Regions from separate parts of the Homo sapiens genome. Here region 2 is linked to region 1. Evidence: chromatin loops called from intact Hi-C (ENCODE). Cell type or tissue: Caco-2. All regions are shown on one strand. Each heading gives the region's core, and the rest is flanking DNA. Links, peaks and the distances in the headings are about the cores only.

The links. Peaks named below come from ENCODE experiments on the same cell type or tissue, not always from the same donor. Only the 100,000 strongest peaks of a DNase experiment are listed, where the experiment ranks them.
Region 2: it touches region 1 in a loop (6-fold over the local background); 5 of 110 quality-filtered maps call a loop at or near these places.

The regions. Positions count from the first base shown.
Region 1 is chr9:4,410,470-4,426,782 of GRCh38, forward strand. It overlaps a transcript of GLIS3 not described here. Among named protein-coding and RNA genes, the nearest start is that of SLC1A1, 72 kb to the right of the region's middle. RefSeq lists a silencer at 14,480-14,774. In Caco-2, for the core only: no CTCF peak of the experiment used is centred there; a DNase peak (open chromatin) is centred at 9,032.
Region 2 is chr9:4,475,080-4,490,024 of GRCh38, forward strand. It overlaps a transcript of GLIS3 not described here. Among named protein-coding and RNA genes, the nearest start is that of SLC1A1, 7.9 kb to the right of the region's middle. RefSeq lists a silencer at 11,652-11,741. In Caco-2, for the core only: no CTCF peak of the experiment used is centred there; DNase peaks (open chromatin) are centred at 11,652 and 14,648; H3K4me3 peaks cover 1,344 bases.

The sequences.
Region 1 (16,313 bases), core at 4,126-12,125:
ATTCATGCATCTATTGAAACTATGATTGAAAACATTTCATAAGAATTTCACGTAAATCAGCTAAAATTTTACTGAATTTATTAAAAACTGAAAGAGGTCAGATGGTTGTACATTTGCTTTGATCCAGCACAAAGTTATTTTAACTGCCATGTAGCCTCCATTGTTTTGCATAAATGGATGCTACAGAAATAGCAGCATTAAATTCACTGTTTTAGTGATCAGGGGACGTTGTCAAGGATACTCAACTTTGCATTCATCAGCATTACTCTGATAGGTACTCTTTGGCAAAATTTAGCTCATATTTAACTGCCAGCCAAAGTTGTCCTTCTGAACAAATGGGATATTTTAATCTTACTGATAAGATTAATCTTTAGCTGATCAAGTTCTCTTTTAGTTTTAGCCACCAGGAAGGTCAATGCAGATTTCTGTGGCCCACCTTTAGTCACTGTGAGAAATATAATTCTCACAAACTCTTGGGTTTTTTTCTTAAATTGTGTATGAGCCTAAAAAGGGTTATAATTCCTTATGTAACAACCTTTACACATTTGTAAGAACCAAAACAAGTATGTAAAATTTAACGCAAACAAAATGATAAAACTATTACAATTCATTTAAATAATATTAGTAAACACAACAGATGAAGCCATATTGTCAAAACTGGTTACCACTCACAATGTCCTCTTGAATTTTCGGCCTAATTTTACATGTGTGATGTGATAATTTAATTCACTCACACTTTTTCTCAATTTAAATTACTGTGAAACCTTCACTCCTACAATGTGTTATAATGACTTCTGTCCTTCACTTGGTGCAAACATGCCATTTAGATCTTAGGTCTATCTCTACGCCTTTTTCATTAGTCCACACGACCTCCCAACTGTAAAAAGAAATACAACCTCAGGCACAAAATATTACCGGCAGTACTGGGTTATGAGGTCGTGATACAGATGACCCATAATGTTCTTGTACATATTTTTTAGTTATCATGAAAATCAATATGCAAATGTAGTAAATGCTCACAGAAAACTAGTAATCCCTCAGAATTTATCTGTGTATCCCAGTTTGGGAACCACTAATTTTGGAGATAGTGACATCCATTTTCCCTTTGGTCCCATCTTCTCATTCTGCTTTAATCTTCCATTTGACCTAATTTTTAGAAAATCCATATTTTTGATTTATGGTGCTGTATGCTGTATGGTAGACAACCTTAACTTCTCTTCTGCAACAACAGAATAAAAACTCACAGCTCATGCTCCCAAAGAAATAACCCATGGACAAGTGGCTTACAACACCATCCACCACAGTCTTATGCCGAAGTTTTTGCATTTTTCTCTGCAATCCTCTTCTCCTACAAGCTTTCAATGTGTTCTCTCAAAGTCAGAGAAAGCTAATAAAATAATTTTAAAAACACTTTTGGTTAAAAATACCATTTAACATTTTGGCTCATGTATGGTCCTAACTAGTTTAGATAAAATAATCTGGCCTAATACTAAATGAGTTTTAAACATAGAAAACATTTAAGAGACAGCACACAATCTTAACATGGATATCAAATGAGAAGGTTGTCAAATCCTTTAACAAAATTATCCAAGTCTCTAAACAGCATCTCTGTCCTCAGTGAGTTTCTGAAAATGTCTTGCTCATCCTACCACCCAAATAGCCCAACAGCCAAACTAAAGCTTAGGTGGCACTCTTCCAAGAAGGCATACCTTCAGGCCTAGCAAGGTGGAGGGCTTATCCTGCTATGATAGCTTAATGCTGTAATATGAAATTAAGTTGCGAGAGGTGAACAATGTGACTTTGTTACATTTGGGGGTGTCTACAAATGGGTTTCTTTAACCAAAGTTTTTTAGTGGACTAAAAGTTACCTTAGACTGGCGCCTAAGTTTAGATCTTGAAGCAGACAATTCTTGGGACTAAAAGCATCCAAATCATTAATTCTGAACTAGAGAGTATTCCATCATACCTAGTGTAACCTAAGACACAAGTGGTCTAGAACAGTTAATCTATGTAAGAATGGATATCACCCTTGCATTTGTATCTCTGTGTATTCCCCTGCTAGACTTAGGGACATGGATTTCAGCTTATTCACTGGTATATCCCCAGAAACTAGGATGGTATTTGGCACTGGGTGAAGGGCAATATTTATTATACTTAAATTCTGATAATTGTAAAAAAGCACAAATGTGGTAGAGACTGGCTGTTTACCAAACCCTTACCCCTTTCTTCCTGGGCCAGTAACTAGTCTACATTTCCCAGACTCCCTTCCAGTTAAATTTAGCCATAAGACTGAACCTGACTGGTAGAGAATGGTCAAAAATGAATGTGCCATTTCCAGGCCTGGCCCATAAAAACTTACCAAATGAACCATCCCTATCTCTCTTCCTCCATCTGCCTCTTGTTGTTGGCATCCAGAGTTACCTTAGAAACTAGTGTCAAAGATGAAAGACCTATGTCAGCTTGGATCCCAGGGTGACCACGTGGAGCACAGTCTCTTTCACCAGCCCTTTCTTCCAATTACACTTAATATGAATAAGAAACTTCTGTCTTGTTAGGCTACTGAGATTTAGAGTTTGTCTGTTTCAACATCTAGCACTACCCTAACAAATACAACATGCTCAATAGATGATGCTTTTTGGCTTATTAAAGGCAGGTAATCATAATGTAAAGTGTGCCAAATAGAGTAAGACATGGTCTTGAGTTCTGGATGTGATACCCACTAACTCAGAGATTTTGGATATACATTTAATACCACAATCCCAAATCAGGGTTGTTGGGAAGAATTAAATGAGATTGTATATGGCCATACCCTTGCATAGTGCCTAGCACATTAAATCACACCATTGTGTTTAATATGACTGTAAGAAGTGTCATCTTCTCTGTTTAATAACACATTCTTGGTCTCTTCCAATCTCACGGTCATACTGTTAATCCCTGTTCTAATCAACAGAAGGGTTTCTATAAGAGTTGTACTTGCCTCCTAAGCCTGCACATTTTGAACTCTGGTTATTTTTCAGCTGTGTATTGTCTCAAAGCTGTGCAAGCTCCAGTTTCCACCTCTAAAGAATCATCTTCTCCAGTATATCCTGCTTGTGGGTAATCATTAGCTTGCCAAACTCTTCAGTGCTCTGACATGAAAAGTTCTGTAAAGGGCCCAGATTTGACTCCATGACTTAGGAGGGAACCCTAGTAGCATCCTGAACATTGCCACCCAGACGTTGCATGGCTCCCTAACACGGGGGACTCATTTGAGACCCATGTTCCCTAAGTCTTATACCAGGCAGGGAATGCCTTCCACTGACCATTTTTACCACTACTTAAAAACCCCAAAAGAGCCAGTTTCATTTTTCAAATTATTAACTAAAACCCTGTAAAATTTAATCCAACCAAAAACTTGGATTTTGCTAAATGAGGTTCTGGCTATCCAAATATGGCTTAACTTCACCAGCTTATGGAATTTAACTATACCCAAGGTTATCATATGCATTTACAGACCTGTGGCCAGATGTTTCTTATTTGCAAGCTTAGAAGCCTCAGGCAAGTCAGTGAAAGCCAGAACCATGCCATATTTCTCGGGAAAACACTAAAGACTCATGTACATTTCCTCTGAATCAACTGGAATGTGAAGCTGGCAAAATCAAGATGATCCCCAGCCACAGAGACCATATGAAAGTAACACAAAAGGGTAGAATTGAGAGTCAAAAGGATTAAATACTCAAAATGGCAAGCACTGGGTCAGCCCAGTTCAGAAAAATGTAGCAGGGAAGGACAGATTTTAGATTAGATAATCCAGCATGAGCAAGATTTCTGATAAATGGAAGACATGGCAAAACATGTATGGCCCAGAGGCATTTTTTAAGCACTTCAGAGAAACCGTAACTCAATGTGAGTATGCAGAACTTCAGAAATTAAACTTCAAATCCTAGGCCCAACACTTACCACCTATGTGACAATGGACAAGTTACTTAACCTCCTTACACCTCGGTTGAACCTCAGTTGTCTCAGTGATATTGGGGTGGTCAAACAATTATAGGATTGTTTTAAGGGTTAAAAAAGATTATACCTATATAATGCTGGTGGATAGCTTTTATCCTGCCTGCTTCAGGATTGCCTGGTCATTCTTGATCACTGACTAGACTTTTCAGAACTTTTTTGGGTAACAAGGATTCATTGCTTGACCAATCTGTAGTCAGGTTGCTCAACCACCTCCTCCTAGCCCATCTGTGCACCTCTTTGAAAATTCCAGTCTTAGCAAGAACCCTGCTAAATTGTTTTAGCCAGACTCTCCCATCCTGCATATCTGATCATCCTCAATGTCCAATTTGGTTTCTCATCTTCCACCGTATTCCAGATGATGTCTGATCACCCTGGCTTGTCTTCACCGAGAATCCTGTTAGGTCAGTTTAGCTAAAATCCTCCTTACTCCTGAAGTTTCCTTTTAGTAATTTTCTATCCACTGATCCCCACCCTGCTCCTTAGCTTAAATCCCCACTTGTTCTTGTATTTGGAATTGAGCCTAGTTCTATACAGAGTTCTTTTTTTTCCTATTCCAATAGTTCTAAATAAACTGTTTGAACTGCTTCAACTACTACTCAACTTAGGTTTTCTTTGACACTGGTTAAAATAAGCTTACATTTTCTGAAGGACCTCCTCATCTATCCAGGAGACCTCAGAGACTATGATAGAAGGTGTAAATCCATTGTGTAAATGGATTAGGGATCTGTGAGGATCTTACCACCCCATTGACTCCCTCAGACAAAGTCCTGGTTGCCCATCCTGGATTAGTGGTTAAGTTCTCAGCCTCATCCACTTGGGACCCTTCATTCTCTCACTATCTCAGTCCTGGCAGGGTAAATACATCAGGAACCTCAACATTATTTTTCCAAATGCTCATTACCACGCATTTGACATTTGGTTTGCCAGCCAGTAAATGTTCAGAGTTGTGCACAAGGTCATACTTTGCCTCAGCCTTTCTGGCTTCTAAACAGATGGATGTTAGTCACCAGACACTACAGAGGCATTTTGTTTAGGGCATCTGTTTGCAAATTGCACTTGAACATCACCATCAGCTGGTCTTGTTCTCGGCCACTTCTCCCATACACAAATGAAATTAACAACTCAGATCACATGCAAGCCTGAAAAAATTGCATATTTTGTAATCTTTCTGCTAAGAAACAGTGCAAATGTGACCTTACAACAATAGATTGACCTTTTTGATGTCAAATTCTTTTGAAATTCTTGATCAAAGCTTCAGATTATGTCCCCAGAAAACAGAAACAAAAACAAAAAATCACAGATCATATACATATTTTTTAAAAAATTTTAACTTTTCTTTTTTTTATTAATTAGGTTTTATACCAAAAAGAAATACATACTAATGGAACAGTCAAACAGTTCAGAAGGGTATAAAATAAAATTTCCCTTTGCCTTTACTCTCCCTGAGCCCCACTCCTCAGAAGTAACCACTATTAACAATTCTTTGAATATATACTGCCATTTTAAAAAATACAAATATATTATATACATTGTTTATATATGTAAATATATAGATGTATATATTTATATCTTATATAAGCCGACCTCACTTTGCAGAGCACAGGATCTAATGACTGCACTAACTAAAACCATGCAAAGTGGCCAGGTGCAGTGGCTCATGCCTATAATCCCAGCACTTTGGGAGATCAAGGCAAGAGGATCGCTTGAGCCCAGGAGGTTGAGGCAGCAGTGAGCTGAGATTGAGCCACTGTACTCTGGCCTGAGTGAGAGAGTGAGACACTGTTTTTAAAAAAAAAAAAAAAAAAAAAAAAAAAGCATGCAAATTGATCTTAATATTCAATGGAAAAAATTACAACTGTTCCATCACCTTTACAATTTTTTGTCAAAATTTTAAAACCTCTCTTACTGTTGGTTATAAATGTAAGGGAAAACAAAATACAGTAATATTGCTATGTAGTACACTGTAATATAAAACGTTAGGAATATTGACAAGTATCTTGTTCTAAAAGGTTTATAAAGATTAAACATTGCTTGCCTTCTTTTTGTAATATAAATAATATGAACTATATTTTTTATGCCTTGCTAAATTGTCATATTTCTTTCTAAATTTGGATCAGCTTCCATTATTTTATTCTTTGTACTTTCAGTGTTACAAAGTGACTCCAAGACTTCCTTAAATATGAAGTATTTGGCTGTTTGGCTGGTGTCACTTCCTCTGGGACACCTTCCTCCTTTTCATCACAACCATTTTTCTTATTAAGGTTGACAGACTCGCCTCCACTAAGTTCCTCTGATTGCATATCTAGAGTCTCTCAAATGGCAGCATGGTCAACATTCCCATAGTCAGTTTTTTTTTTTTTTTTTTTTTTTTAGATGGAGTTTCACTCTTGTTGCCCAGGCTGGAGTGCAGTGGTGTGATCTTGGCTCACTGCAACCTCTGCCTCCCAGGTTCAAGCGATTCTCCTTCCTCAGCCTAGTGATTTCTTCTATAACCCCATTTACGCTGACTGTGAATTTATCTGCCAGTGTTATCTCTGTTCCGTTCTTTGTTGGGCTTAATTCCTTCTCTCAATTATGCATTTTTGTAAAACGTCACATGAGTTTAGAGTTTATCACTGGAGACAGGCTACACAATTATACACTTTTCCGTCTATTAGTAAACTGAATAACAAATAGTCGATGACCAATCAAGGGTAGACTTTGAAGGGTATCGATTATTTATATAGTGATTTGTGGACTGAAGAGCCAGTAGTTAAGTTTGTGATTTATCTAAATGACTCACGGTTAACATGCTGTGGTGACTGAATTTGAACTGTGTTGTTGGGGACTGATATTATTTAACTAAAACATGGTAACTGAATTTTGTTCGTATCAAACCATGAAAAGCAAGGACTGTCTCTGTTTGTATATATGTACATTTATACACTTTGAAGATAAATCAATCATATTTTGTATACCATGCTTCACTTTTTTCTACTTAATGTATCTTGGCAGTCTTTTCATATAGTCACGTACCATTATTTGGATGTACCAACACTGACATAACCATTTTCTTTTTGGTAGATATATAGTTTGTTCTTGCTGTTTTGTAATGTCAACCAATGTTGTAATGAACATTCCTATACATGCAATTTGGGGCCCTTGTGTAAATACATCTGTAGGGCGAATATCTTGTAGTGAAATTGCTAGGTCAAAAAAGTGTGCATTTTAAATATCAATAAATTTTGTTGTCCTCAAAAAGGTCATCTAATGTTACATTCTCACTTACATTATGTGAGAATTCCTGTTTCACCAACCAGGTATCATTGAACTTTGTAATCTTTGCCTATCTGATAACAAGCCCAGGACATTTTGCTTGTGACTTTAAAGTGAGTTTTAGGAGCTTCCCCCTTTTCTCCAAATCAAGTTTATTTTTTATTTTGTAATGTGGATTGGTATATCTGTCAATATAGGTTTAGGGGTTGGGGAACAATTGATATTTTCAATGTGACAACTCTTTTTGTGAGGAAACTTTGCACAATATCTAGCATTCCTGGCTCCTGTCCACTAAAACCCGCTAACACCTCCAGTCATTGTGATAATCAAAAAACATTCCACACATATCCATCTTAGGAATGCACTGCCTAATTGAGAAACACTGGGCTAGAGGTCTTAATCTTTTTACTGAGACTTAACAGTCACTCATGAGCCATCCTGAACAAATGTACTGGATATAGCCAGATGTCCTTTGAAGAAGCTATTCTGAAAGTTAAACTCTGCTAGAGATGGCTGAGGCAATTTTTAATTCCACAAATATGTATTGCAAAAAAAGAGACTGGGCTTTAACTATTGAGGTCATTGGCCTCAGGAGGGAAAGATAGACATGCAGATTGTAGCCTTATGCAAGTCACAACATTGCCCAAATGGGTAGGTTAAAATTCGGATGTTACAGGATTTGCTCTATCTGTAAAACCTCTGAACTAAGTATTGGAAATGACTTTGTAAGAATTTGCAAAGACTAGAACAGAAATAAAAGTGGTGTAAAAACATATTGGACCAGGCTGGCCAACATGGTGAAGCCCCGTGTCTACTAAAAATACAAAAATCAGCTGGGCGTAGTGGCAGGTGCCTGTAATCCCAGCTACTCAGGAGGCTGAGGCAGGAGAATCACTTGAACCTGGGAGGCAGAGGTTGCAGTGAGCCGAGATCACGCCACTGCACTCCAGCCTGGATGACAGAGCCAGAGTCCATCTCAAAAAACAAACAAAAAAAAACATATTGGAGAAAGATGTTGATTCCAGAATTGGAGGGAGGAAAAATCTTCATGAAAAACAGTAGTATTTGAGTTGGGTCTTTAAGAAAGAGTAAGATTTCAAGTGGTACAGATGAAGAGAAAAGTATTGTATGTAGGAGGAGCAATGTGAGCCAGGACAGGGGATGGGAACATTCAAACCTTCTTCAAGTTGCTGCCCTGCATGGTAGAAATGTAGACTGTGAAGTGCAATCAACTCAAGATAAGGCTAGAGATGGTGGTGGAAACCGAATTGCTGAATCTTTTGGAAATATGACACAGGCCTTGCAATCTGTCATTAAGCAATTAGATTAAAATCCAATAAATTACAAAATACACCATTGCTGAGAGCTGGAATTTTAAAATATCTCAGAATTAGTTCATGAGTTTTGCTTTCTGACGTCAAATATGAGAAATTTGTGCTCCCTTTCTCTCCCAAATGTTTAATCCTTCTGATTACATCAGGGAGAAAGACTCCACTAGGTGCTCATCTGGGTTGAACAGCTGCTAATCTCTTTTGAACAAAAAGCACGAGCCACAGTGTACCAGTTTGTTCTTGCATTGCTACAAAGAAATACCTGAGACTGGGTAACTTAAAAAGAAAAGAGGTTTAATTGGCTCACCGTTCTGCAGGCTGTACAGGAAGCATAATTCCGGCATCTGCTCAGTTTCTGGGGAGGCCTCAGGAAACCTACCACGAAGGCGGAAGGCAAAGTGGGAGGAGCAAGAGAGAGGGAAGGGAGGTGCTACATACTTTAAAACAACCAGCTCTGGCCAGGTGCGGTGGCTCATGCTTGTAATCCCAGCATTTGAGGAGGCCGAGGCGGGTGGATCACTTGAGGTCAGGAGTTCAAGCCAATATTGTGAAACCCCATCTCTACTAAAAATACAAAAATTAGCCGGGCGTGGTGGTCCACGCCTGTAGTCCCAGCTACTTGGGAGGCTGAGGCAGGAGAATCGCTTGAACCCAGGAGGCAGAAGTTGCAGTGAGCCGAGATCACGCCACTGCACTCCAGCCTGGGAGACAGAATGAGGCTCTGTCTCAAAAACAAACAAACAAACAAACAAAAACAAAAAACAACCAGATCTCATGAGAACTCACTCACTATCTCAATGACATTACCAAGGGAGAAATCTGCCCCCATGATCAAATCATCTCCCACCAGGCCTCACCTACCACATTGGGGATTATTATAATTGAACATGAGATTTGAGCAGGGACACAGAATTAAACCGTATTACCCAGGTTGAGCACCGTCTACAGGGATCTGAACAGAAATACACTGAGAGTAGTTATGGGGAATTTAGAGCAATGTCCTGAAGCCTGGCTGTTGAAGGCTATCAGCTGTGGTGCTCACTCCTGGAGAGGGGTCCAGGCATGTGTGGTTCAAAAAAACAAAATCACTCCCAGGTAATTCTAATGGGCAACCAAAATTGAAAACCACAGATTCTCAAAGAATCACTGAAGAGGGGGCCACATGGAGAGGAAGATGCAATTTGAGAATCAAGTCCACTGAGTGCCACATTTGCAGAATAGGCCAGGAGTTTTAAGGAGTTTAAAAAGAGGGGACATCATTTTCTTCCATCACTGAAGCCATATTCTATTACCTTGAGTATCTTATCTGAGACCATGTATATCCCACTAACCTAACGAGAAGAAGGATAATTAGATGATTATCTAGCTAGACAAGCATCTTGAACCTCAAACCATTACTCGTAAGGTGCTGTGATCCAAGGAAAGTATAATTAGTCACCACTTAGTATCACGTTAAGCAAGCCAATAAACTCGGGGGTAAGGCAGGTGGGGAATACCAGAGCATGTTTACCATTTGATCTGCTTGTTTTCTCTCCCTAATGTTTAATCCTTCTGATTACGTCAGGGAGAAAGACTCCACTAGGTGCTCATCTGGTTGAACAGCCGCTGATCTCTTTTGAACAAGAAGCATGGGGCCCCAGTGTACTAGTCCATTTTTGCATTGTTACAAAGAAATACCTGAGACTGGGTAAATTACAAAGAAAAGAGGTGATATTACATAGGTTGAGTATATAACATAGAAAGATGGATTGCACCTTGCAATTACAATAAAACTAGTCCATGTATAACATCTAGTTATAATAGCCACCTGAAATTGTTATATATTTTCCCCAAGCTATTTATATCTCCCCCATTAAGAAATAGAGCCTTCATTTTTGTAGCACTTGCATGAATATTTATTTATTCTGGTCTTAGAAAGCATTCCAAAATTTTAAAAAAGTGTCTGCTACCAAAGTTGCACGTTCGCTTCTGCACTGCTGACATATTAAGAATTTTTCTGAGGCATTGAATAGTGAATTTGACATCTTCACCAGCACTGAGTTTCCCTTTAATTACTGTCAGTGACTGCTGACTTGTAAAGCACTGTGAAAGCAATAATCTACATAGCAGTGGTCTTTCCAGTTGATATTCATGAAAGGCTGAAATAATCTCTGTCATATGACAGGACCAGCTTACTAGTGAGCCTGCTATCCCACAGGACTCTCTCGTCCCACAGGACAGGAAAGGGGGTCCATCCAAGACAATTCACCAAGGGCAGGTGGTGAAGGCAAGCCTGGTTCCAACTGAAAGATGCTGTCAAGCAAAAGACATTGGCTAATAAAAGCTGCTGATGCTGCTATGAAAAAGGAAACCAAAGACAGCCCAAAGAGAAAGCTGGCTGGTCTGATGGAAGTCCCAATGCACTGATCCATCATACCTGATCAATTACAGGTGGTGTTTGTCTCTCTCAGGTTTAGCGGCGTTTCATCATTCAAATACTTATTCAGTGTTAGTTGTGGGTGAGGCACTCAATGGATTTCACCAGAATAAAAAGGACCTCACCCAAGATACAGTTGTCACTGGAACCGGCAGGGGAAGAGGGTGCTCTCATTTATTACTGCATAGCTCACTGCCTTGTCTGCAGAATTCACTCATTCATTCAGCAAACTTGTTCTGAGAATAGTGTTAGACACAGAAAAGTCCCTTCCTTTCTTCCATTCACAAATATGTAAAGAGTACCAACTATGTCCTAGGTGCTAGTGTTAAAATAGTGAACCAAACATAAGTGATATATTCTACTGCGGGAATTCTTAACCTAGGATTCAGGGATGCCCCCTAGAATGCATGGATCAGCTTCAGGGAGTCATTAAACATGAGTAGGAAAACAATCAGATGTTTATTTTCAGTCATCTCTAACTGAAATTTAGCATTTTACTCAATTGTGAATGCAGGCAACAAACCACAGCAGTAAAAAAGGTCCTGTGCCTCTGTCACCAATAGAAACCACAGACATGTTCATATCAAGTTACAGTGTTTGCAGATTTCTCAAAAAGTCAATTGTGTCCATCACCGCTCAAGAATTATGGTAGGTTTAAATCTTCCACCAGATTTTGTGTTAATGAAAAAGCACATATGTAACCATATCATAAATTTGTATTTCAACACTTTGATGATTGTATTTCAGTATAATTGGTCTTCTTCATAATCCTATGTGTTTTATTTTATGCATTGTTCTGAGAAAGAGTCCATAGGCCTCATCAGATAACAAAGCAAACCTTGGCACAAAATGATTATGAATCCTTGTCCTAGTAAGACAGACAGGCCTTAAATAAATAATCTTACAAATACATACTTACAGACAGTGCTAAGATCTCTAAAGAAAAAGTCCATGTATGTGAGATGATAAAAAGAAGACATGGTTTCCCCAGGATTTGGGGTTAGTGGGCTACCCCCAGGAGTCTAGTGGGATCCACCTGGATTCTGTTTCCCCTGGAAAATATCACATTCTGCTGCAGTCAACCAGTCCATAAAAAATATCAGTTACATATCTCTCCTGTGCTAGGTCCTATATGAGCACTGGGGACACAACATCTCTGCCTGCCAGTCTACCGGGGGAAGTCAGAGCAAACCACACATGAGGAAATACAAATCTCAGATAAGCTCAGTTAGAGATCAGAGCCCTGAAGAAAGTGAAGCAGGTTAATGAGATAAAGTGTGAAAGTCAGGGAGTGCTGGGGGCGGGGCAGCCCAGGGAAGGTCTCTTGCAGAGGTGATATTTGCACTGAGACCTAGAGGAAGAGATTTGGGGGATACATTTAAGACACAAGGCAAAGACCCTGAGATAGAAAAAGTAAACCCTCAGTTCCTTTGAACCCCAGGACCCAGACTTCTTAAACAGTGGTCATTGTTGCCTTGCTATGCCCTGTTTTTGGAGAAAGAAGCACATCACAGGAGTCAAAAGAGAAAATTAGGTGTGTTCTAAGGGTCAGGTGGACAGAAGGGGTCAGAAGCAGCAGTGGGGACATGGATCGAGTGCCTGAGTATATGCCTCCATAGGTGGGGTCCCCTGAAAAAGGTCAGGGGACCCTCCCTACCTCTGGGCAACTCCGATCATTTCCCAGCCCAGTTCATCACCATCTGCCTTTTAAACAACAAGTGCCGATTATCAGAGAACCTCCTCAGGTCTGGAGAGGATCCACAAATATTTGTCATCTGACGTCACAGACCCCAAGACCCCTAATTTTCAGGGAGCTGAAGCTGAAACTAAACTCCACCACACGGAAGGGCGGCTATTTCCCTCTGAGTTGCATCTTAGTCTTAGCTCCCAAGGCCTCCTGGTGGGCACAAGAGTTCTACTCAACCCATCTTTTCCCAGCTGGATCCAGAGAAAGCTACTCATTCCCCCAACTTCCCACACCCCTCCCCCAGACCTTTAGAAAAACCACTCTCTTTCCCAATGAAAAATGACACCAAAGCTCCTATCTGGCAGCAGCCTACAGGACATCACTTATACCTTATTAAAACCCACAAAAACCCTCTCTAGCAGCTATTAAACAAGCTCGTATAAGGGATTTATTTTTGAAAAACCAATAATTTCTAGAGGATATCACAAGGTCACAGAACGTTCAGCCCAATGCCCTATAATAAATATTGGCTAAGTTATTGCACAAATGCCATAAGGGGTACATGGAATCATTTTTATTAAAAATGAGCCAACTGCTTCTATCAGGCTATCTTTCCTGGTATTTCTAGACCTTCGGCTACCTTATTCTTGTTCATAACATTCACACAAACACATACTTATAATGTCAGAAGAAAATCAGTGAATATTTTGCATCTCTTATAAAACATTGCTAAACTTTAATCTGTAGTGAGGTGGGAAATGTGAGCTGATGACCAAACAATGACCCTAATCCACCACAAAATAGTGCAAACTTAAAGAAAATATAAATTCCATCTATCACACTTAACTTGAATGAGGTCAGGAAAAAGAATTGGTAAATGTTAGAAATATTCCCTAAAATCAATTGAAGCAAAGGGATTTTGACAGAAAGTTCAATTACAAGAAAACTCCCAATATCCTTGAATTTCCAGTGAACCATCAGTGTAAAAGTTTTTCTTTTTTAAGTGATATTTCAAAAGAAGCCTATGAGGTAGCAGGAAGAACTTTGGACTTAAAATCAGTTGATGTAGGTTCCAGAGCTAGCTCTGCCCCTGATTTTCTTCATGACCCCAACCTGTTTTCACTGTGTATTTTTAAGTCTCTATGGGCGTCTGTTTCCCTATCTGTGAAATTATGCAGTTAGAAGGAACACCTTTTAAGCCCTCTTGAAGCTGTAAACCACTATGAATCTCTGCCTCTTTAATTAGAATAGGCCTGTAAGTACCAGGCAACAGATTCTAGCCTAGATTCCTAACAGGAGTATGACCCGAGAAAATAATCTTTAAAGGTCTAACGTGGTCTCTTAGAGAATACTTGATTATTGCAACATTCACTGGGAAACTGTAGCAGATAGTGGATTTGCTTTTGTTTTTGTTTGTTTGTTTGTTTTTGACAGAATTTCGCTCTGTCATCCAGGCTGGAGTGCAGAGGCATGATCACACCTCACTACAGCCTCAAACTCCTGGGTTCAAGGGATCCTCCCGCCTCAGCCTCCTGAGTAGCTGTGACTACAGGCACTTGCCCTCATGCCTGGCTAATGTTTTTTATTTTATTCATTGTAGAGACGGGATTTTGCCATGTTGCCCAGGCTGGTCTTAAACTTCTGGGCTCAAGTGATCTTCCTTTCAAAGCACTAGGATTAAAGGTGTGAGCCACTGTGCCCAGCCCATTTTTTTTTTTTTAATTAGAGATTTTCTGATGAAAAGAATACACTGGGCATTATATTTGTGGCCAACGTGTTCTGGACAGTGAAATGTAAACAGGCTGAAACTTGAGGCTTCTGGGGAAGTGTCCTTAAAAGGAAGGGAGCTCCCGTATTCCCCTCTTCTTCCTTCCTCTGTGCTGGCATATGAACACAATGACTGGAAGCTGAGGAGTCATCCTGGATCATGAAGCAGCCCCCGAAGTTTAGAAGAAAAACAAGCCAGAAGGAGCCTGGGTCCCTGCTCATCTGGAATCAGTTGCCAAAACAGCCCTTATTGCCCAACTCCAGATCTGATTTACATGAGAGCGATATAAATTTTTATCATGTTTAAGGCACTGCTGTCCTGAGTTTTCTGTCACATGCAGAGAGTCTTAATCCTAAGTAATATACACAAGACTGTTTCCCTTTATCAAAGATATCATTATGCAAAATATGCCACTAATGACCAAACCAGCCTCTACCACAGCTATTTCCATGAATCAAAGGATTTGCCTGGAGACCCTGTTTTCATCTCTGGCATATCTGCCTTCCTGCCCTCAGTCACCTCAGCTGGTATTGGGAATGGCAGGGCCTGCCAGGCAAGTGTTGAAATGATGTGACAAAGAGAAGGAAATGAAGGATTTTCTCATAGGCTTTGCCCACAGATTGCCTCATTCTCAAGACTGCTTCCTTGCTGAGTGACTCCAGTGGGTTGGGTTTGCAATGCAATGGGTAGAGATCCTTCCAGACAGCTGTCATCTGCCTGGAAACTTCAGCTTCCTAATACTCTTGTAAACCTCCTGGGACAGAAGCTCCAGTTCCTGCTGACACCTCACATGAGATGTGCCTTTACCTAGTACCACCTGCTCGGGACTGCCCAGCAGGGTAGCCTGCAATCCCAGGGCAAAGGTGAACACCAAGCAGGCCTCCACTGATGCACAGCGGTGGTATTTCCCTGGGAAGTTTTACTTGTGAATCTGGAACTTAAACTCTCAGTTCTGACTTTTGCACAACATTGGTTCCAGTTCCTCAGTCCCAGGAAGGCCCCAGAAAGATGGGTGCTGACTCTGTGCTCAGAACAGTGGTTTGCAAAGGGTATTTGATCAAGTACCCTTAGAGAAACTGAGGCATCTTATGAACAATCTTCCTCGACAAAAAACACATACGTTCATGCAATGCAAAACTTGGCCCACAATTTCCTGAGGTGCCAAGCGCCCTGACACCCATCCATGAGTCCAGAGCCCCCAGGTTAAGAAGCCTTGCCTTTGAACTCCAGAAAAGATTTTAAAACCTCCAAAGTCATCTGATTTCCTCCTTGGGATAAATGCCCCACTACTGCTCCCAAACAGAGAGTAGGCTGAGTCGATTTTAGAAGCTTCAGTTGTTCATAGGATTTACTGTTTTTATGACCAACAGTGAGAGAAATGTCACTTGTCTCTTCCCCACCTCCTGCTCCAAAGGTCTTCATCTGAAACTTAAGTCCCAACCAACTCTTCTTTCCTCCTTTATCTCACATTCAGCCACGTTGAACTGTTTATTTTCAGTTTCCCAAACATGCAGTGGTGCCTTCTTCTGCCCTCTGTCTCTGCTCAGGCAATTTCCTACTCCTAGGACACCTCTTTGCCCATCACTATTTGTCAGAATATTACTCATTCTTTAAGACTGTGTAAAAACAGATTTCTCTATAGAGCTTTTCCTGAGCCTTCCTTTGTGCACACAGCCTGAGCTTGAACATCTGTTCCAGAACATATCACCATCCATCATGGATTATTTGGGCAACCATATAGCAAAATATTTGAACCTTTGAGGTCTGAAACTAGAATGATTGGGTTTCAGTCCTGGCTCCATCTCTTTCTTGCTGTGTGACCTTGTGGATGTTTAACTTTTCTGTGCTTCAGTTCCGTCA
Region 2 (14,945 bases), core at 6,946-14,945, 67 kb after region 1:
GCCTCCTGGGTTCAGGTGATTCCCCTTCCTCAGCCTCCTGAGTAGCTGGGATTACAGGCGTGAGCCACCGCACCTGGCCAAAATTTTCAAATTCAGAAGAAATCACTAAGACAGTGAATAATGAGAAAGGGTATTTGAAATACATATGTCCAGAAAAGGGCTCACATAGAGGAAAGAATAAGATGGACAACCTTATAGTAAAGTAAGAAGAGGCTGAACAGATGCTTCACAGAAGAGGAGCTATCCAAATGCCCATTAAATATTATGAAAAGGTGCTCAATCAGGGTTGTTTTTCATTTCATTTAATTTTTCCAGAGAGCTTGTTGGCAAACGTTTACCAGAGCATTCTTGAGTGAGGTCTATGCTATTCTTTGTGGTATTATTTGTAACAGCAAAATACTGGAAACAAACCAGATTTCTATCACTTGTGAACTTGTTAAATAAACTATGGATACACCCACACAGTGTAGTATTCTGCAGCAGTGCAAAGGAATCAGGAAGATTTCTTTATAATAAACCTACACAGAGAAATATTAAGTAGAAAAAGAATGAGGAAGATTTCAGTATTATGATATTGAGTAAGCACAAGAATATATTCTTCAATGAAAAAAGGAGGCACAGAACAGGGCTTGTAAGCTGCCATTTTGTGTACAAGGGAGGGGAATATGAATATAACTGTGTGTTTATATTTTCTAAAAAGAGGCAACTGAAGAATAAACCAAACACTAATAGATAATTAGTCGCTACCTACAGTGGGAGAGAGGGTAGTAGAAGAAGAGAGTCGTTGGATATTAATGTGAGAATTCTCTGATTGTGCCAGTTTCTTGTTTGTCTGTTTTATTTTTTTGAAATACAGATGGGGTCTTGCTATGTTAACCAGGCTGGTCTCAAACTCCCGGGCTCAAGTGATACTCTCTCCTCAGCCTCCCAAATTGCTGGAATTACAGATGTGAGCCAACATGCCTGGCCTGATTATATTGTTTTATAGTTTTGAGTGAACTATGTAAATGTTTTAAATAATTTAAAAATTATGAAATTCTTAAAAACCAGTTTCTGACATTTGAAAACAAAGGGATGAATGTAATCCACTGATGAACAAAATCATATTCATACAATGAATATAATCATAGCTGTATATCAAATTGATGGAATAACACAGGGAAAATAATTCTTTACAGTATCTTTTAAATATAGTAATTTGATTATATATCTTTACTGGTGTATCTCTGGGGACCATGAGAACCACAGAGAAATCTTAAACTGAATTCAGTGGGGTTTTTTTGTTTTTGTTTTTGTTTTGAGACAGAGTTTCCCTCTTGTCACCCAGGCTGGAGTGCAATGGCAGGATCTCAGCTCACTGCAACCTCCGCCTCCTGGGTTCAAGCGATCCTCCTGCCTCAGCCTCCCAAGTAGCCGGGATTACAGGTGCCTGCCACCATGCCCAGGTAATTTTTGCATTTTTAGTAAGGATGGGGTTTCACCATGTTAGCCAGGCTGGTCTCGAACTCCTGACCTCAGGTGATCCACTCACCTCAGCCTCCCTAATTGCTGGGATTACAGGCGTGAGCCACCATGCCCGGCCCAGTGGTCTTATTATTAGAAATAATATGGGTCTTGTTTTTTTTTTAACTATTATGTGTACATTATAGTATTAGGAAATAAGTACTTGAATTAATGTTTTTAAGAACCAAGATTTTCAAGGAAAAGAGAAAAGAAATAAGAATAAAAATTTCTAAAGTGTAGCCACAATCCTAAAAGCTTAAATTTGAATTGATTCATCTCTGTTAGAATAGCTGTTTTTAGACAGAATTTTAAAAACTAGAAAATATAATAACAAATATTGGTGAGGATGTGGAGAGACTGGAACCCTTGTTCATTGCTGGTGGGATGTAAGATGGTACACCTGCTATGGAAAACAGTACGGCAGTTCCTCAAAAAATTAAATATAGAATTACTATATGTTCCAGTAATTATGCTTCTGGGTATATGCCCAAAATAATTTAAAGCAGGGACTCAAACAAATACTTGTACGTCCATATTCACAGCATTATTATTCACAATAACCAAAAGGCGGAAGCAACCCAAGTGTCCATCCACCAATGGATGGATAAACAAAAATGTGGTAAATACATACAATGCAATCTTAGCCTTACAAAGGAAGGAAATTCTGACACGAGTTTCAACATGTGTGAACCTAAACGACATGATGCAAATTGAAATTAGCCACTCACAAAAGAACAAATATTCATAGATACAGAAGTAGGATGGTGTTTGCTGGGAGTTAGAGTGGGGTGGGGGTGGGAGGTGGGGAATAGGACATTAGTGTGTTTTGGGGGGGCTGGGTTTTTTTTTGAGATAGGGGTCTCTCTTTGTCACCCAGGTTGTAATGCAATGGCGTGATCACGGCTCACTGCAGCCTCAACCTCCCAGGCTCAAGTGATCCTCCCCCCTCGGTCTCTGGAGTAGCTGGGACTGCAGATGTGCACACCACACCCAGCTAATTTTTGTATTTTTTGTAGAGATAAGGTCTCCCTATGTTGCCCAAGCTGGTTTTGAACTCCTGAGCTCAAGCGATCCTCCCGCCTGGGCCTCCCAAAGTGCTGGGATTACAGGCATGAGCCACCACTCCTGGCTAGAGGTTAGTGTTTAATGGGTTCAGAGTTTCAGTCTGGGAAGGTAAAAATGTTCTGGAGATGGATAGTGGTGACGGCTGCAGAGTAATATGAATGTACTTAATGCCACCAAACTGTACACTTAAAAACATGGTAAAATTAAAATGGTAAAATTCATTATGTATATTATACCATAATAAAAAATGAAATTGGAAACAATAATATGAACTTATCATTTGTCTCTTGCTATGAAATACATATTTCTAAGCCTTGTCCACTGAAAAGGCCCAGAAACAACATAGCAATGAGCCACGATTACCAAGACTGTAGCTCCTGAATACTATTTCCCATGAACCGGAACCTGAACGCTTTAGAGAAATAACTGATTCCAGTTTCAGGGCAAAAAATATACAAGATGGTCTTGGGACATCTTGCTGAGTCAGAAAACAAAGACACTATTGAAACAAGTGGTTGTTTAAAAAACACGGATGCCAGAATGAAGGGGCTCCCATTGGCCAAAGATGGGATGATTTGAGCGTGGGAAAGGATCATGATTGTAACTGATTGGAACACATAAATCTATCCAAAACACATATAAATCCATGTGTTTGTACTAATACTTTAAAAATAAAAAGCCCCGGCGCAGTGGCTCAGACCTGTATGTAATCCCAGCAATTTGGGAGGCCAAGGCGGGAGATCACTTGAGGTCAGGAGTTTGAAACCAGTCTGGCCAACATGGTGAAACCCCCTCTCTACTAAAAATACAAAAATTAGTTCGGCCTGGTGGCGGGCGCCTATAATCCCAGCTACTCCGGAGGCTGAGGCACGGAAATCGCTTGAACCCAGGAGGTGGAGGCTGCAGTGAGCTTAGAGTGTGCCACTGCATTCCAGCCTGGGCGACAGAGATTCCATCTAAAAAAAAAAAAACATCAGTAGTCACCTTTGGAAGTTGCAAGTGCACTAATTCATTATTGAGAAAACCAACCAAGGGAAAGAAATTAAGCATTTATCCTGCCTTTTCTGTATAAAATCTATTTAGGGTAACCAAATAGTTGATTCCAGAAAATATATGCAGAAGAAATGTTAGAATTAGAATGAATTTTTTAAAGGTCTTCACCATCACCAATAGATGCTAAAACCATATGTGAAGGGTTGATGGTGAATTTATCGTAGTTGAATCAGGCTGACATCAGAATCCACTGTTCAATCTTAGCATTATGAAATAGCAAACCTCTACATCTAACTACCAACTTATAGGAAATATTGGGGATAGAGAAAAAATTAATTTCCACTATGAAGAAGGAATTAGCCAAATCCAGAATGTGGGGAATTTTGTAAGACAAACGACCAAGTACCTTTATTTTTTTAAATATATATATTTTTCAATGTTCCTGCAGAATTTTTTATTATTTTTTGTAGAGACAGGATTTCACCATTTTGTCTAGACTGGTGTCAAACTACTGGGCTTGAGCAGTCCACCTGCCTCAGCCTCCTAGAGTGCTGGGATTATAGGCATGAGCCACTGCACCAGGCCTCAACCTAGTCCCTTTAACAAATAAATAAGAGAGATTGTAGAATAAAAGATACTTTACAACTTAACCAAATGTCATGTGTGGACTTATTTAGATCCTGGTGTCCAGAGCATTGTCCTTCATGTCCCTGCTTGCAACATTCCCTGTGGGCCTTTGTGGATAAAATCTACAGCTGTGAAGATGTATTCTTTCCTGTCTTTTGGCTCAATTAGGGCTCAGGGCATTTACCTACACCTCACTTCAAGGCCTACACCTCACTTCAGCTACTGCTAGTAACAAATATGCAAGTCTGTACATTGGGCCAGTTCACAGAGGTTCCCTAGACTCTAAGGAGGGTCACTCACCCAGCCCATGACCATACTGTGGCTCTCAAGTCAGCACCCCTGCCTCCAGTTACCAAGGGTGGTTAGGAAATGAAATCTCAGAGTATCTCTCCACCTGGCCACACTGCCTTGCTGTGTTGGTGTTGGTGTGGTTGTGGCTGCACCCCAGGTTAGGAAGGGGCAACCTGGGAGGCAGACCCCTATCTGGGGAGTGGGAGACAGAGCTGCTACCCTCCTTTTTCTAACATACACTCCTTCCTGGATGAAGCTTAGAGAGAGAAAACAGGACCACCATCGCTTCTCCTGTCTCCCTTCCTTCTTCCCATCATTCTCTTGACCACACAATAATTTCTTCTTCTTTTTTTTTTTTTTTTTTTTTTGTATTTTCAGTAGAGATGGGTTTTCGCCATGTTAGCCAGGCTGGTCTTGAACTCCCGACCTCAGGTGATCCGCCCACCTTGGCCTCCCAAAGTGCTGAGTGCTGGGATTGTAGGCGTGAGCCACGGCGCCTGGCCTTGACCAGAAAATATTTTCTTCTGATTCCCTATGTTTTCACCTCCTGCTGTGATAGAGTGACAGATGTTATAGGTGGAGACGTGTCTTTCTTACACTACAGAAGAATTCTGTGAGACAAGTTTTCCAGGCTGGGCTTTCTTTTTTTTTTTTTTTTTTTTTTGAGATGAAGTCTCACTGTGTTGCCCAGGCTGGACTGCAGTGGCATAATCACAGCTCACTGCAGTCTAGACTACCCAAGTTCAAATAACCCTCCCACCTCAGCCTCCCAAGCAGCTGGGCCTACAGGCATGTGCCATCACACCTGTCTAACTTTATTTTTTGTAGAGTCAGTGTCTCATTATGTTTTTCAGGCTGGTCTTGAAGTCCAGGTTCAAGTGATCCTCCCTTTATGGCCTCGCAAAGTGCTAGGATTATAGGCATGGGCCACCATGCCCAGCCAAGCTTTAGATATTCTAATGAAGAAATGGAGGAATATGGCATATTCTTTCTCAATAATCCTCTTTCCTGTACCTAATGCTATATATCATACAGAAGTGGAACGTTACCACATTTTCAAAATTCCTCTGTAACAAATCATAATATCCTCAGCATACGAACGCCTTGGCCTACCGGGGCAAAAAGCATGTGCTCAGGAAGGCAAAAAGAAAAAAAAGCACATTAATAATTTTAATATTACCCTTAACACACACATACATTTAATTGGAATTGTAGAATGCATATTGTAAATTTTATATTTTCAAGTATACAAGTAATAAATTACTACACCTTCATTGAAAAAAAAAAAAAAACCCACCTACTGGTTTTTTTTCTGAGACAGGTATTGCTCTGTTGCTGAGGCTAGAGTACAGTAGCTTGATCTCAGCTTACTGGAGGTCCGGACCTCGGGGGTTCAAGTGGTCCTCCCACCTCAGCCTCCAGAGTAGCTGGGGCCATGGGCAAGCACCACCACACCTGGCTAATTTTTTGTATTTTTTGTAGAGACAGGGTTTTTCCATGTTGCTCAGTCTGGTCTCAAACTCCTGGGCTCAACTGATCCTCCCAAGTGGGCCTCCCAAAGTGCTGGGATTACAGGCATAAGCCACCTCACCCAGCCCTATCTACTGTTTTATAACTTACTTTTGCATTTAAAAACATAACTAGGCCAGATGTGGTGGCTCATGCCTGTAATCCCAGTACTTTGGGAGGCCGAGGCAGGCGGATCACCTGGGGTCAGGAGTTCAAGACCAGCCTGGCCAACATGGTGAAACCCTGTCTCTACTAAAAATATAAAAATTAGCCGGGTATGGTGGTGTGTGCCTGTAATCCCAGCTACTCAGGAGGCTGACTCAGGGGAATCGCTTGAACCTGGGAGGTGTATGTTGCAGTGAGCCTCGCACCATTACACTCCAGCCTGGGCAACAGAGCAAGACCCCATCAAAAAATTAATTAATTAATTAATTAATTAAAAACATAAGTGTGTGTGTGTGTGTGTGTGTGTGTGTACCGTTTTCCAGTGTAATTCATTTCCCCATGTAATTCCCATGTAATTCAGGTCAAAGCTAAAATATGCTTTTCAATCTCTAAATGATGTCTCATTATCTAGTGTACTTTTACACACTTAATCTTTAGCCAGTTCACTTTACTAGACAGTTAAGTTGTTTCCAGCTGAGCTGGGGTGAAGAGCCCTTGTGCACATCTTTGGGTATTTTTTTCGTTATAAGTTTCTAGAGGTAGAGTGTTTGAGTTAGAGAATACATGCACTTATGACTGATGTTACTAATTGCCTAACTGTCCTCAGAAAAGTCACAGCATTGTCTGGGTCTACCCGCAGGGTGTGACACTACCCATTTCTCCATACCTTCTCTAAGTTTACAATTTATAATGTTAAAAGTATAAATTTTGCAATTGTAAATTTTAAAAAACGTATGTCAAAATATCTTTACCTAGCTGGTAAATATTGGTTTAAACTTGTATTTAGTTCTAGTGAGATTGAAGATTTTTTCATGTTTTAATATGTATTGACTATTTGCATTTATTAATTTAAATGGTATCTTCAGATAAGAAAATTGAGTTTCAGAAAGTTTAAATTACTTGGTCAAGGACATACAGCTTGTGTGAGGCAGACAGAGAACTTTTCTTTCATATCCTAAAATGAAATGGAATTTTTCTTCAATTTGTCAGAGTGAGCAATAAAGCCCATGAGGTAAAGTTCTATTGAAGCCAAGAGTTCAAGGTCATATAACTAATAGATAAGTTCTTTCCAGCCATAGTATCTTTATAAAATATTACTTGGAGAATTGTCGTGAAAGTTTAATGAGTTACAGTTCTTTTCTTCTTCAATTTATAGTTCCAAGATAAGTTCTATCTAGACTGAGATTGGAAGATGAAGAGACTGTTAAAAAGTGTGTCTAGCTGCGCTGACACCATCTTTCTCCCCACCCATGGGTCACGAAAATCCATGCAGCTGAGATGCTGAAGGAGACTCTGGTACTCCATGACCTCCTCCTCACTTGCCACCGCATGAGGACAAAGCAATCAACCATAAATGTTTTATGATGATAGAATACAACCAGGCAACTATTTCTAGAGATACTCAGAAGCTGATGTCTTACTTTTTGTTTCTGAATGCCCTTTTCATTTGTATCCTAATTAATATATGGTCTGTTGATGTAACTTTTTGTGGCAAAGTCAAAGTCTCCTTCCTTTAGTAACTAACAGGAGAGGCCATGAGTCAACTATTTTTTAAAAAGGGAAAAAAATAACAACAAAGGAAATACCAGAATCACTTAAGTCTTTAAAAAGCAGCAACAGCATACTAGCAAAATGTAATTAATAAAAACTAGCCAAAGGTTTATTTGGATGGTGGAATTTGAAGGACTTAGGGAAAAAAAGAGAGAAGCTAACATTTATTGGAAGGAAAAAAACATTCTAACAAGTCTTTCAATTTGGCTTGGAGAAAGAACTTTTTCTTCCAGGAGCTGAGTGGCCAAGTTCTTTCAAGTAGAGCTTGCAAGGGAAATGCCTCTCAACTTTTGTTCAATTTGAGATCATTTGTGTCCATGACTATTAGAGGACAATAAAGTAAAAAAGAATCGAAGTTAAAGATTAGTATCACTAGACATCCCCCCAAAGTGATGCTTCATATACTATATCTTGCTTTAGGCAGAGAAATGCCGTAAATTGGTTGCAAGCAGCAGTTACAGAGGATTCAGGAGTTCAACCACTGCCGCGTGAAATGTATTTAGTGCCCAATGGAGCACAGCACATTAGAGACCAAAGTGTCTGCTGGACACAGGTGAATGGACTCTTAAAGACCTTGCACAAAATACAACATGTAACTCGGCTAGTTTTTTTTGTAACAACTCTATATTTGTTCCTTACATAAGAGGTGTTGGTGGCTGGGTGCGGTGGCTCACGCCTGTAATCTCAGCACTTTGGGAGGCCAAGGTGGGCAGATCACGAGGTCAGGAGTTTGAGACCAGCCTGACCAACATGGTGAAACCCCATCTCTACTAAAAATTCAAAAAAATTAGCTGGGTGTGGTGGTGCACGCCTGTAATCCCAACTACTCAAGAGGCTGAGGCAGGAGAATCACTTGAACCTGGGAGGCGGAGGATGCAGTGAGCCGATATCATGCCACTGCGCTTCAGCCTGGGCAACACGAGTGAGACTTCGTCTTGGGAAAAAAAAAAAAAAAAAAGAGGTGTTGGTTAAGTGCACAAATTCTAGAGCCAGACCATCTGGCTCAACCCTTTCTCCTCCTGTTACTGACAGGGAAAACTTACACAAGGAGCTGAATCTTTTTGTGCTTCAGTTTCCTCAGCTGTAAGATAATGATGATAAGCCATCATATCTCATTTGATTCTTCCAGCAGCCTCATGAAGAAACAATAATCCTCACCTCACTGAGATACTGAGAGGACCAAGTGAATTAGTTTGGGCCAAGTGCTTAGAAGAGCGCCTGGTATATAAGTGCTTTGTGTTTGCTTTTGTTGTTGTTGTTGTTATTACCAGCTAAAATGGAACTTCTATGTAGCAATAGTATAAATATAGTTTAAAATCCACTTGGCCCGCTGAAATTGCCTTTGCAAAATTATAACAGTAAGAGAAATCTGACATAGCTGACTCTACTTGGCTTCTAACCTCTAAGCTATCCTTGTTCATTCCTGGGCATAAGCCAAACTAACTTTTTTTTTTTATTTTTTTTATTTTTTTGAGACGGAGTCTCGCTCTGTCGCCCAGGCTAGAGTGCAGTGGCATGGTCAAGACTCACTGCAACCTCTGCCTCCCAAGTTCAAGCGATTATCCTGCCTCAGCCTCCCGAGTAGCTGGGACCACAGGTGTGTGCTACCATGCCAGGCTAATTTTTTTTTTTTTTTTTTTTTTTTTTTTTTTTGAGACAGAGTCTTGCTCTGCTGCCTAGGCTGCAGTGCAGTGGCTCAGTCTCAGCTCACCTTAACCTCTGCCTCTCGAGTTCAAGCAATTATCTTGCCTCAGCCTCCCGGGTAGCTGGGATTACAGGCCCTGCCACCACACCTGGCTAATTTTTGTATTTTTAGTAGGGACAGGTTTCACCATGTTGGCCAGGCTAGGCTCGAACTCCCGACCTCAGGTGATCCACCCACCTTGGCCTCCCAAAGTGCTGGGATTATAGGCGTGAGCCACTGTGCCCAGTGTAGGCCAAACTAACTTTAGGAGGAAGTTATAGTTTAACCTTAAAGTAAAGATAGTAATAGCCCTTCCCAAAACTATCCCTTCCTCATTGGAGGTCAGGAATCGTCTTTGTAGAACCAATGAAAAGACACAAGATTAGGATTATGAAGGGAGCCTGAATTCTGCTAAGTTGTAGGCATAAATTATAACCAACCATCGGTCCAGAGGACACAAGATTTGTAACTTCTCCAATTTACTCCTGTAGATAACATCATCATTATTGTAGAACCTAAGATTGGTTTTCTTTTTCCTTTTTTTGGGGGGGTGGGGGTGGTGGGGGGACAGGGTTTCACTCCCGTCGACCAGGCTGGAGTGCAGTGGAGCCATCTCGGCTCACTGCAACTTCTACCTCCTGGGTTCAAGCGATTCTCCTGCCTCAGGCTCCCGAGTAGCTGGGATTACAGGCACTCACGACCATGCCCAGCTAATTTTTGTATTTTTAGTAGAGACAGGGTTTCACCATGTTGGCCAGGCTGTTCTTAAACTCCTGACCTCAAGTAATCCATCCTCCTCGGCCTCCCAAAGTGCTGGGATTACAGACGTGAGCCACCGCGCTCAGCCCTAAGGTTGGTCTTCTGAGATGTTTTTCAGACTTGGATTTCTGAGGACTGGCTGACTACACTCAGATCCACAAATCAACCAGTCCTGTAGCCCCACCCCAGAGACCGACTCTGCATAAGGACCACTTTCCACACCCCTGTGATTTCATCTTCATCCAACCAGCAGCATCTGTTCCCTAAATCCTGACTACCAAGTTATTCTTAAAAACTCCAGCCTCCAAATTTCCAGGGAGGCTGATTTGAGTAATAACTTCCTGTCTCCCCATGTGACTAGCTTTGCATTAATTAAGCTCCATCTTTACAACAATACCAGTGTTTCAGTGAATCAGCTCTACCTGTGCGGCAGGCAAGAACCCATCAGGGGATTGCACTACCAGTGATCTACTTTTGAGACTCCTGCCTCTGCTTTTTTTTTTTTTTGAGACGGAGTTTTGTTCGCTCTTGTTGCCCAGGCTGGAGTGCAATGTCGCAATCTCAGCTCACTGCGACCTCCGCCTCCCCAGATTCAAGCAATTCTCCTGCCTCAGCCTCCCAAGTAGCTGGAATTATAGGTTCCTGCCACCATGCCCAGCTAATTTTTTGTATTTTTAGCAGAGATGGCGTTTCACTATGTTGGCCAGGCTGGTCTCAAACTCCTGACCTCAGGAATCCACCCCCCTTGGCCTCCCAAAGAGGTGGGATTACAGGCGTGAGCCGCCGCACCTGGCCCGACTTTTGCTTTTAGTCGGGGAGATTTTTATTATTTCAAAATGTTTGTATATATTGAAATTTTTAAAATCTTTTATATTGTACTATTTTCAATGCATAATTTAAATGAACATAAAACAAGTATGCACTATAGGAGCTTTAGGTGTTGTTGGGCTCAGAATCCAATACCCCAAAATATGGCATTTTGACATGTTGACATGGAGAAACCTCAAGGTCTCTCTGACTTCCCCTGCCACCGTCTCCCACAAAGAAGTGGAAGTTCCTTTATCTGCGTAAGATTCAGACCCATCAAAGAAAGTAATTGCTTGTTCTTCCCCTCCCTGTAAGACCAAGAATGTAACCACACCTGAACACTTTCACTATCAAAGAGAACTATTCACACATTAATCTCTGTTCAGAGATCCATTCATTCTCCCTAGTAATCCCCTCAGCAATTCCTCTTCTCTTCACCTCCCAAAACCTGTTTTACCAGGATTCAAGCCCCCATTCTTTCTGTAACCTCCAGATAGTATATAAACTTCTGGACCTCATTGGGAGGCTAGGTCTTCATTTTGAAGTCTCCCGTGTGTATACGTTCAATACATTGGTATGCCTTTTCTCCTATTAATAAATCTGCCTGTCAGTGATTTTGAAGCAAACCTTCAGGGGACCAAGGGCCTTGGTCCTCCCAGTGTGAAAGTGCAATGGGTGATGTAAGGCCTCTTGTCACCCAGGCTGGAGTGCAGTGGTGCAATCATAGCTCCCTGCAACCTCAAACTCCTGGGCTCAAGCCATCCTCTTGCCTCAGCCTCCCAAGTAGTGAGGACTACAGGCATGTGCCATCATGCCCAGGTTATTTATTTATTTTTTTAAGTTTTGTAGAGCCAAGATTTCACTAAGTTGCCCAGGTTGGTCTCAAACTCCTGGCTTCAAGTGATACTTCTGCCTCAGCCTCCCAAAGTGCTGGGAATATAGGTGTGAGTCGACACTCCCGGCTCTATGGTAGACACTTTGGAAATGCAAAAAGTAGAAGGCAAAGAAGACCATTGTTAAAATTTTGACATATTTCTTTTGTCATATTCTCCACCTACTGGGTTCAAGCGATTCTCCTGCCTCAGCCTCTCGAGTAGCTGGGATTACAGGCACCCGCCACCACGCCTGGCTAATTTTTGTATTTTTAGTAGAGATGGGCAATTCCTGATGATCAATGAGCAAGAGTTCTCGTGGGTCTGAAGGGGTTCAGAGTGTGTTAATGACAGGCAGGTGTTAAAAGATGGTGTTAAGAGATGCCTGTCCAGGTTGACTCCAAGTAAAATTGGTGGTGATATTTGTTTTGTGCCAGGGAGTGTTCTAAGCCTTTCACACAGATTATTGTATTAAATTATTAAAATACCTCCATGAGGTAAAGATAATTAATGCCCCCATTTTACAGATGAAGAAACTGAGACATAAAAAATTTAAGCCAGGTGCCCAAGGTCACCAAGCTGATAAGTGGTGGTGCTGGGATTTAAGCCTAAATACTTTACCCCGAGAACCCTAGTGTAATTGTCTTATTACAACCCAGAAAGTTGTGATGTACACATAGTTCCTCAGATGCTTCCACTTTTTTCTCCCCTCAGGAATGTTTATTTTGTAAATACTGCCCTATCTACAACTGTAATGAGCATGGGTATGCTTATGGTCAACACTTTTTTTTTTTTTTAAATAGATAGAGTCTCGCTCTGTCACCCAGGCTGGAGTACAGTGGTACAATTATAGCTCCCTGCAACCTCGAACTCCCGGGCTCAAACTATCCTCTTGCCTCAGCCTCCCAAGTAGCAGAGACTACAGGCATGTGCCATCATGGCCAGATTATTATTATTATTAAGTTTTGTAGAATCAAGATTTCACTAAGTTGCCCAGGTTGGTCTCAAACTCCTAGCCTCAAGTGATCCTTCTGCCTCAGCCTCCCAAACTGCTGGGAATATAATTGTGAGCCAACACGCCCAGCTCTATGGTAGACACTTTGGAAATATAAAAGATAGAAGGCAAAGATGACCATTGTTAAAATTTTGGCATATTTCTTCTGGTCTTTTTTTCTAAGCACATGGTTTTATTTCGTCTGTTTGTTGGTTGGTTGGTCGGTTTAGTTTTTGTAGAGACAGTGGTCTAATTATGTTGTCCAGGCTGGTCCTAAACTCCTGGGCTTAAGCAGTCCTACCATCTCGGCTTCCCAAAGTGCTGGGATTACGGGTGTGAGCCACTGCACCTGGCCAATATGTTTATTTTACACACATGTGATCAAATTGTACATGCAATTTTAGTATTTCTTTCTTCCCTTTATATTTATAAATATAGATTTATAACATGTGCCATCCCATGCTGTTAAAAACTTCATAAACTTCCTTTATGTAGGCTGCATAAGGTACTGTTGCTTGGCAGTTCCATAATATATTTACCATTCCATTTATGTTGGACATTTGCGTTTTTTCCAGCTGTTTTTTTACTGTGGGACAAATCTGTTCTCTCGCGCACGCTCTCTCTCTTTTTTTTTTATGAGACAGGGTTTCCCTCCGGTCGCCCAGGCAGGAGTGCTGCAGCGTGATCTCGGCTCACCGCAACCTCCACCTCCTGGGTTCAAGTGATTCTCCTGTCTCAGCCTCCCGAATAGCTGGGATTACAGGTGCATGGCCCTAAACCCGGCTAATTTTTGTATTTTTGGTAGACGGGATTTCCCCATGTTGGCCAGGCTGGTCTCGAACTCTTGACCTCAAGTGATCCGCCTGCCTTGGCCTCCCAAATTGCTGGAATTACAGGTGTGAGCCATCGCGCCCGGGACTATTCTCCCTTTCTTGATAGTTTCCCTTCTGACATTTCCTTCCTTCTTTCTTTCTTTTTTCTTTTTTTTTGACAGTCTCGCTCTGTCGCCTAGGCTGGAGCGCAGTGGCTTGATCTCAGCTTACTGCAATCTCCACCTTCCAGGTTCAAGCGATTCTCCTCCCTCAGCCTCCCAAGTAGCTGCGACTACAGGCACGTGCCACCACGCCCGGCTAATTTTTTTGTATTTTTAGCAGAGACGGGGTTTCACTGTGTTAGCCAGGATGGTCTCAATCTCCTGACCTCGTGATCCGCTCGCCTCGGACTCCCAAAGTCCTGAGATTACAGGCAAGAGCCACCGCACCCGGGTCCCCTTCTGACATTTCTTCAGATCTTCCTCGGACACCCAACGACCTTAAAATCCCTCTAACCTTCTTTCTCTCAAAGTTTACTTTCTATAAAGAGCTGATAAACTCATTCATACTAAAGTCTACAGGGTTGTAAATCTTAATCTATTATCGCTTAAAAGATGCTTGTATCAATTTACACCAAAGGGATGAAGCTCTAATTGTGGGGATTTAGTCATCAGAAAATCTAGTAGGGGAAATTCTCCCTACCCACAATCAGAGTAGATTCTACAATAGCAAAAAGGGTTCCAGGCTCACTTAACTTTAGGAACGCTGATAAGAAGACCGCTTACAGCTGCGGAGGTACTGATTTGGTAAAGGGAGGGAAAGAGATTGTATACGTGAGAGTGAAAAAATTGGGTAGAAAAATGGAAGAGCATCAGAAATTCACTTAGCAACACCAAATATATTTGGCACCACTAACCTAGTTTCTCCTGTGTTTGCCTTTCCAATCCGTTGGACCTTAGGGGATGGACCGCCCACTTTCTCCCCAGAGCGGCTCCCGGGTCCGGTTCTCAGTTCTAATCACTGCCCCAAGCCTCCATGCTCCAGGGCCTGTGGTCACAGAGCAAGTCCCAAGGAGCAGAAGTAAAGTTCTAAGAGAAATCACCATCTCCTTGTGCAGGGAACACTCCCAAGCCCAGTGTCCACAGACAAATCACCTCCAGCGACTCGAAGAGGAGAATAATCCCTGTGGGGGCACTGGAGGCTCCGCGTGAAAGTTTCCAAAGCCATGTTCTGCCCCAGGACTCCTTTCTCTCCTCCCAGAAGCTTCAGGCTTTCGCGGCTGCTGGCACATCCCAGCCTGAGTAGCCGAGCAA